Linked DNA regions of Homo sapiens: region 2 is linked to region 1. The links are chromatin loops, found by intact Hi-C in ENCODE. Cell type or tissue: MCF 10A. All regions are shown on one strand. Each heading gives the region's core, and the rest is flanking DNA. Links, peaks and the distances in the headings are about the cores only. Region 1 overlaps LOC124909489 (a long non-coding RNA gene). Region 2 overlaps ABHD5 (abhydrolase domain containing 5, lysophosphatidic acid acyltransferase).

What was found. A loop is a pair of places that touch in the nucleus more often than their neighbours do. Peaks named below come from ENCODE experiments on the same cell type or tissue, not always from the same donor. Only the 100,000 strongest peaks of a DNase experiment are listed, where the experiment ranks them.
Region 2: it touches region 1 in a loop (6-fold over the local background); 1 of 110 quality-filtered maps calls a loop at or near these places.

What each region holds. Positions count from the first base shown.
Region 1 is chr3:44,063,672-44,068,065 of GRCh38, reverse strand. The region is part of intron 2 of LOC124909489 (a long non-coding RNA gene); the gene reads right to left. Among named protein-coding and RNA genes, the nearest start is that of MIR138-1, 48 kb to the left of the region's middle. In MCF 10A, for the core only: no CTCF peak of the experiment used is centred there; a DNase peak (open chromatin) is centred at 2,545.
Region 2 is chr3:43,697,772-43,702,165 of GRCh38, reverse strand. It overlaps ABHD5 (abhydrolase domain containing 5, lysophosphatidic acid acyltransferase), which reads right to left. Exons shown (of 7, transcript NM_016006.6): 2 at 2,805-2,890. Among named protein-coding and RNA genes, the nearest start is that of ABHD5, 9.0 kb to the right of the region's middle. In MCF 10A, for the core only: a CTCF peak has its summit at 2,008 (motif pointing left); no DNase peak of the experiment used is centred there.

The sequences.
Region 1 (4,394 bases), core at 220-4,219:
AGAAAGGGAGCAAAACTTAGGTTGTGATCTCAGAGTGTGAGGGAGGCATTTTTGGAAAAAGCATAGAAGAGCTTTTGAGAATTGAATGAGAAACATTTGATGTGGGACAGATTTTCTCTGAAAATGTGAGCAACCTGGTGGTTGAATTCTGTGCCCTGTGAAAAATACTGATAAGGACAGCGTACAGAGGACGGGGCCCCAGGCTCTCCAGCTGCCTGCAAGGAGGGGAAGCTTCCACCAAACGAGCCTCGGAGGTTGAGGGGCTGTGCTGGGGGAACTGCTGGCCCTAATTCTTACCCTCATCTCTGTCTTCTGCCACGTGCCTTTGCACTTCCTCCTGCTAAAGAGGGGAGAGGACCCTACTTCTGTGCTCCATCGTTAGGTTGGCCACGGAACTTGCTTTGGCCAATAGAGTTCAGCAGATGGATGGTGTACCAGTCTGGGGCCTAGGTCTTAAGGGACCTCAAGTGCTTTCACTTGCCTTCATGCTCTTCTGCCGCTGTTATGAGCAGAGCTTGTCTTGCTACCCTGCCAGTCCATGGGGAATGAGAGCCATGAGAAGCAGACCCACTCAGCTGACCCACCCAACCCTGGGCCAGCTGAGCCCTAGCTGCCCTGCAGCCCTGGGATAACACTTGAGTGCTGTGGAAGCCACTGAGTTCCAGCGGGTTCCTAACGCAGCCATGGCTGATGGTACAGGTGCCGAGAAGAAGTGGCAACTAGCACGAACCTCATCGGCAGCCAATTTGGCGCTCTGCTCAGGGCAGCTCCTTACTCCAGAAAACAGCTGATAATCCAGAGGACAGGACAACTTTAGTAAGGAGTCCTTACTGACTCCAATTTCATGATCCTTCTCTGACTTTCAGCCCTTTGCTCACATTCTTACACAAAATGAAAAGAGAAACTGGACTTTTAATCATGGTGGCTGGCTGGAAAAAGTGAAACTTTTGCTAATAATAAACACACAATCATTAAGGCTTTACCATGTCACATGCCCTTCACCCGGGTCTCCTGGTGCTTCCTAAACACTTACTCATTCATCATCAGGAGGCCTGAGGCTTCTGCTCACTCAGCAGCAAAGACAGGCAGCTAACTCTTGGCCTGAGGGACCTTCTCGTAGGCTCCGGAGTTAATGGTTTTCTCAGAGGGAAGGAGGACAAGGAATTATCCATGGTCTTGTTGAAGAAGTAAGGCACTGACTGTAAATAATTTCCTATCCAGCCAACTGCTTGCCACATCAGAGCCTGGTATGGGTCTTAATCTTCTGCTTCTTTCTGACTGTGTTATCTTAGGGAAATTTTCAAATTTTCTGAGCCTCAGTTTTCTCAACATAAATCCTTAAGAGTTGCTGTTGGTGTTACAGATAATAACTACGTAAGAAAAAGCTGACCCTGTGCTTACACATGTAGGTACTCAAGGGTAGCTATTTTGTTCATCAGAGCACAGAGTAAGCAGGGTTGCCATGTGCAACCGTGTAGGTTGTTAACTGCACAAAGACTCCTGGCCAAGGAGGTAAATGGGGCTGAAATGCATCCTGAGCCCCACAGGCCTAGTCTTGCCTTCTGTGTGGCCTGCTGCTGTCCAGAAAGAAGGGTTCCTGTTTCTAATTTGCACAAAGGGTACATAGCAGCCCTAAGAAAAAGTCCAGGGTATTGAAGGTTAAAGATAAGTTTGTGCTGAAACTTCTCTGAAAGAAAGTGAAAAATGATCACTTTACTTAGTGACTTGCAAATAATTACACAGCTTAACAAAAAGTTGCCAGTTAATTTTCCATTTGTCCTAAAGATTCCAACTCAGTAGGTCTGAGGAGAAGCCTCAGAATCTGCGCTTCTAGTCAGCATTCTCAGTGTTGTTTATATAGATCTAGGTTCGAGAACCACTGTGATGTTTCGGGTTCCTTTGACCCAGGCCTGGGCTCTCAGGACGTAAGAGCAGGTCAATCAAATGAACAAACAGGAAATCATCTGCAGCAGTTCCAGTGTAAGTTCCAGGGTTAAAAATCCAGAAATACCCCCTGTGTCTTGTTAACAAGAACTTTAGTGGACCAGGGCCTCCCAGTGGTTGGGCTGGGGAAAGGCCGTAGCATTAAAGGGCTGCATGGCAAAAGGGGTGCATGGCAGCTTGGGAGGTGGCCGGGGCCCTGACAAGGAGCCTCTGAAGCACACTAATGATAGGAAAGAGCCTGGCCACCGAAGGCAATTACAGAGGATGAAGCATCACACAAGCCAGCAAGGCGGGGGAGTGCAGGGGGATCTTATTATCCCTCTGTCTTGCTTAATAGGAGTTAATAGTTGGAAGGGAATAAAAGAATGGTGTGTGAAGTTTAGTGCCAATACAGTCTAATATGCATGCTATGTTTTTATTTCAAAGAGGATAAAGGCCCAAATTTTATACTGAAAACAAATGTTAAAAATTAATTATAAAGAAGACACCAGAGGGCCTCAAGCCTGTTCCCTGGGTGACTGATTAAATGCCTGCCTCATTTAGACTGGTATAAACCCAATCTCTTGGAAGAAGGCCAAAACTATTTGCCAACGTCCACAGAGACTCTCCAAGAAAATGATCCTGGTGCCAGGAAAGAGAAAAACATACTCACCACCGCTGCCCGGAGCCAGCCACCGCCACAGGGTGGAATCCAGTCATGGGCAGGAATGCAGAATGCTGCTGCAAGGTCAACGTGGGTCAAGAGCATCCCTCATCACCTGAAACTGATTATCAATGAACGAAACAAATAAGGCCATTCAGGCCTGGGAGAAAAGCAGTCCAAAGAGTTCCTTCTCTCTGCAGGCTCTGAGTCGGGGAGGTGGGGACTTTTTTTTTTAATCCCTGGATTTTGTTTGGTTTGAGACTATCTTCCCAATTCTCAGAATGTGCAAGCTCTAATTGAAAATTTTAGAACAGGAATTAAGCCAATGACTCCATTATCTTTTGAATTTTAAAATTACAGTTTAATGGCAAGATAACATTTCCTTGTTAAAATAAAACTAAAAGATTTCCAAAAATGCTGACATCCCCCTTCAATACTCCTCACTCCCAAACCCTAGTTCTTTCTTTTCGCCCCAAAGGTAACTGCTGTTAGCAGTCTGGTGTGGGTCCTTTCAGACCCACAGAAAACACGCAAACACATAGAACTGTTTTGTAGAGTATTTTTTCGCTGATGATATTATACTGGGCATATTTTTTGCAACTCACATTTTTCATTAAACCACAGGTCTCAGAAGTCGATTCATGTTGGTACATATGCTAATTGCAGCACAGTGTTCCAAAGTATGTATACAATTACTCCACATTCAACAGAAAAAAGTCCATGTTTCTTAGACTGGTATTTAGGGATGTTCATAATAAGGTCCTGACCTACATTTTCCAGTTTATTTCTGCCAGCTCCACACCCCACCCCCACTTCGAAGTAAACTATACACAAACCAAAAGGAACCATTTGCAGTTTCCCACAGGGATGGGCAGGCATCTCCATGCAGGGCTATCTGTATCCTCAGTTCCTCCTCATCCTGCAAGGTCAGCTCCCAGCTGGCAGTCATGACACCTTCCTTGGGACTTCTAGTTTACTTTATATGCCCTTATATAGGGTCCTTACCACTGTGGCTGGGCATTCAAGTAATTGAAGGGTTATTCTTACTTTTCCTTTTTAGTCATGAACTCCTTGAGGGGAGGAGTGTGTACCAGAGATACAACAGGGACTTGGCAAATTGTTGTTGAATTTTTTTTTAAAAAGAAGCCAAATCTTACACTGATTCTCTATATTGCTACGGGGAGGAGGAAGAGCAAAAGCTCAACTAGAAGTTGGACTATGGATACAAGATCATCCTTCCTTCCATCTGAAGGGCAGCAGAATATGCCACCCCAAAATATGTTTCTTTGGCACATGGATGATTTTGAGCTAAAGGCCATTGAGAAACAGCCGACGCAGGCAAAGCTCCAAAAACAGGGCACAAGGTTTTCTTCTGTAAAGTAAATTTACACTCACAAGGAAAGTTTCCATTTGTAAAAGATGTCTTCCTCTTCCTGGTAAGGGAGAGGAGTTACTTTATATGCTCATGTATAGGGTCCTTACCACTGCTGCTGGGCATTCAAGTAATTAAAGGCTTATTCTTACCTTCCCTCTTTAGTCTAGTGTTCCCAGCCCAGAATCCATAAGCCCCTTTTCCTTTAGCCTAAGATGTTTTATAAACCCAAGTTCTGACCATCCCTCTGGTTACTCATCACTGGGTGCACCCATGTGTACACCAACAATACATATGTTAATAAATGTCTTTATTTTTTGAATAAGTTGTGAAACTGTCATTTGCCAGTTTAATTTACAGGGATCCAGTTGCAGAAACTAAGATGAGGAAACTAAGATTGCCTCCCCTACACTTATCCATCCCTCCATCCATCTT
Region 2 (4,394 bases), core at 154-4,153, 370 kb after region 1:
AAGGGAAGTATTCTCAGAGCAACCAAAAATTACAAATCATCTAGTATCCAATCTCATGATTTTAGCTTGTATTGTCAGCTATTTTTAAAAAGTACACATTTTATTGAAGTAAATAATCCTAAATGACCATGTTTTACACCTAAAGGGGAAGACCTACCTCAGACAAACCTCAAGTAACCTGTGATCAAGGTCTTTGGCAAGTCATATTACCTTCTAACTTCTTTCCACATCTGTCAAATGAGGGTATTATACTCCTAGAAGTGAAAAGGAACTTAGTGGTTACCGAACCCATTATTTTAAGGTCTCTAGCTTTGCAGAGAATTTGTAGAATACTGTCAGGTGTTCTACAATTTCAAGGTGGTATTCTTTGGTTAACTTTGAGTTGAAGTCAGGCTTAAAGGCATCATTTTTCCTTAAAAAGTAGTCATGAATTTAGGGAAGGATTACTGGTATCTATGTTAAACATGTAAGTGAAACCTTAAGTCATTTCAAAAAAAGGTTGACAAAGTATTGTAGGAACTCCTCAGCATGACACACCAGGTAACTTGGGTCCAACTCTAGTAATCTCCTAGAAAAAGCAAATAGTCACAATTTTATAGACCAAAACTCTTTTTTACCTTTAATGTTGTGGAACTAAATACTTTAAACACTCCCAAAAATTGCCTAAAAATGAAATTAAATTTGAAATCATTTATATTTAACTATCAACTGAACAGCTGCATTTTTGATATACCCCTTAATTATTTATGCATATTCATATACAGTAAACAAGACACTGAAGAAACAGGAGTTTCTGCCTTTTAACCAAAGAAATAATATCATGTTTTGTATCCACATAGTGGCAGCAAAGAAGAAACCTAACATTCATTCAGAATATTAATGGAGCACAAGCCCTCAAGTTGGGGGAAATACCACTAGTTTAGAAAAGGGGCTGCTTTGGCTTAAGTGCCAAGCCAAACCACTTCAGCATTTTGAACACATACGTCTGTGTATTCCCATAAAAACCATCTGTATAACTATTAGAGAACTCACTCCACCGTAGCTTACTTTCATGTCTGACACTAAAGCAGAGACCAATTCACATTCCTATTTGCATCCCTAGAACCAAAAGGAAGGGAATCATTATGTCTGTTAAATGCATGAATTGAGAATCTAGCACCCCTTTTTTACCTCCTGATAAGAATTTTTTTATTTTGGTAAATCACAATGACATCTTTCTTAGTTTTGTAGAGAGCAAGTTTACCCAAGTATATGGAATAGAAGTTCATTATCATGTTAAAAATCCATGTAATAACTGGGCGTGGTAGCTCATGCCTGTAATCCCAGCACTTTGGGAGGCCGAGGCAGGTGGATCACCTGAGGTCAGGAGTTCAAGACTAGCCTGGTCAACATGGCGAAACCCCATCTCTACTAAAAATACAAAAATTAGCTGGGTATGGTGGCAGGTGCCTGTAATCCCAGCTACTTGGGAGGCTGAGGCAGGAGAATTGCTTGAACCCAGGAGGCAGAGGTTGCAGTGAGCTGAGATTGTGCCACTGCACTCCAGCTTGGGTAACAGAGCAAGGCTCCATCTCAAAAAAAAAAAAAAATTCATGAAAGATGGCTAATTATCCCTTCCTAAGGATATATCCAGTTATGGTCACTTACTCCTGAATCATTCAAATGCACAAACAAATTCATTAGTGGTAAAGAGAATGAAAAACAGGCATGTACAAACATCTGCACCTACATACAAAAATAACACATGAATATGAATGGTACTACCTAATCCACTCCTTTAAGTAGAATCAGCAGAACAAAATTGCACAATAAGTACCACTACTTAGAACTACACCCACAGATACCTTGGAATGCCCTGATGGTACAAGTTTGGGTAAATTTTAGTGCTCATAAGAAGGAAAAAAAAGGGGCTTCCACACCACTATAAATATAGAATCCTAGAATGCTAGAACTAGAAGGAATTCTATGGACCCATTCATTTTATAAGAATCCTACCCCTTCATTTTATAAGAAATGAGAAGCTGAGCAAAGTGACTTGTCCAAGATCTTGTAACCACCTAGTGGCAGATCTGGGCCTAGACCAAGTTACCTGGGTCCAGTCTAGTACTTCCACTATACAAGGCTGCTTGCTCTGAAACACCTAGAATCTGTTCTCAAAGCATAGTCTCAAGCAGAGTCAGGGGGGGTGTCCCTGAGACTCTTCGAGGAGATCCAGGAAGTCAAAACTATTTTCATCATAATACTAAGACTTTCTATTTTTCACTCTCATTCTCTAATAGGTATAAAGTAGTCTTCCAGAAGTCACATATGTGATTACCCATCAGACTGAAAGCAGAAGCAGCAACCTTATGTCAAGCTAGACATTAAAGACATTTGTAAACATGTAAACAATGTTTGGAAAGTATTTTTTTTCTTTTTTTGGTACAAATTTTATTTATTTTAATCTGTAATGGGTTTACTATTATTTTTAAAGAAATTAATAAATTAACATTTTTGATTATTCAATTTTAATTTCTAATTGTATTAGAAATGATAAATATTGATAATAAGCCCATAAACAAATCTCCTTGGGGTCCTTACTAATTTAAGAGTATAACAGGGGCCCAAGACCAAAAAGTTTTAGAACTCCTACCTGCCAGCCCCCGACATTCATTTCTGTACTTTCTAATGACAAGGAAAAGGAAAAAAGTTATTTTGCCAACAATGAACACACCACAGAATCTTACCTCCAGTTTCAGGGCAATGAGATATATTGGACCTATCTTAGTACACAGCTCATTTAACTTACAAGAAGAAAGCCTTACATTTTAACATCTTCTCTTCAGCTTCTTTAAGGTGTGATATAGACGTAGGGCACCATGTGGGGAGCCAACCAGTTAGCCATCCTGACCTAGAGCACCAAAAACAAAATAACAAATAGGTGAGTTCATGCTCTTCTCAACTACCAATTGTCACATGCACAGAAGAAAGGCAGCACAGGAAATTTACTACCTGTGTGATGGTAAAGCTATGTGTGACAAAAGTGACCTAACATGCACAAAGCATGGTGGTAAGTACTGGGATACAGATATTCAACTTCAGCCTGTGTACTTACAAGTAGATCTCAAAGTCCATCTTATTCATGGATAGTCAGATTCCAAATAAGCAAAAAGAGGATAAAATGGGAAGAACAAGAAAACACAAAAAATGCATTCCTCCCCACTGCAAGACAGCCTCTTATTGGGGTAGAAGTGCAAAAAAAGTTAAAGACCAGGAGTAGATTCATTTGAATGACAGTTTCACAGTGAATATAAAAGGTACCTCTATGGGGGTTGAGAAAAGGGGCACCTTATTAAAATCTGAGATCGACCATTTTTTGGGGAAAAAGAAGGCTTCAAATCTCATATGAGTAGTAACATACCCCTAACACAAATGTGGGAGGCTGGTCTGCGTACAATCTCCTTAGGGTGAACTGGTTAACTGTTAATAGAAGTACAAAAAAGCTTTGGGTTTCAGCAAACAGTAGATGAACAGAACGACCAAAGCATCCATCAGAAGACAGCACAACAAAGAACAAGGAAGCAGATCTGAGGCAGCTAGTGAGGAAAGGCATGGGGAGGCTGCAGTTGACATACTTTGCTTGTAGCCAACAAAAGAGAGGGTAAGCCTCAACTCCTGGCCTGGCAGTCACAAACCAAAAGCTTACTGTAATAACCTGACATAATGCAGAGCTTCAGTAGTCATTTGACAGTTAGCAAGGGCTCGGTGCATGGCTGGTATTATTTAAAATGAGAACTTTCTGATGAAAAAGAAATGAATTAGAAGAGGAAAAGTGAACTACTGCAGAGTCCAGATGAGAGGTAAGGGCCCAATCCAAGGCTTTGGCAACAGGGATAGAGACAAGAAGATGTAGTCAAAGAATATTTAAAAGGAAAACAGGTTGGATTTGATAACTGGTTGGAGATAAAGAAGTTATAATAAGGATTCCCAGGCGTCTCTCTTAGGTTACCACTATAATGACAGACAACACAAGAGTAAGAATAGGTGTGAGAGGAAAATGTGCTAAGTTTTGGAAGGGTTGTGTACCAACATCTAGCTTTTCTTACCTTTGTAGGTTCATCCTACTATATTTCCCTTCCCTGTAGAATTTATCTGGATATTACGTATAACAGGTACTCAATCAATAATGTTTGCTGAGTGATTAAGTCACTCACAATCCAGGGGATTCTCAGTCCAAATTATCCCCATTTCATAGATGTAAAAACTGAAGTTCAGAAATGTTAAGCACCAAGTCCAAGGGTATACAGCTAGTAAGTAAGTAAGTTTGATTCTGAGCCACTCCAAAGTGCTTTTTTCTCAAATGACTACCTTCCTTAAAATGTCTGAAGGGTTGCCCATTACCTACAGGATAAGTC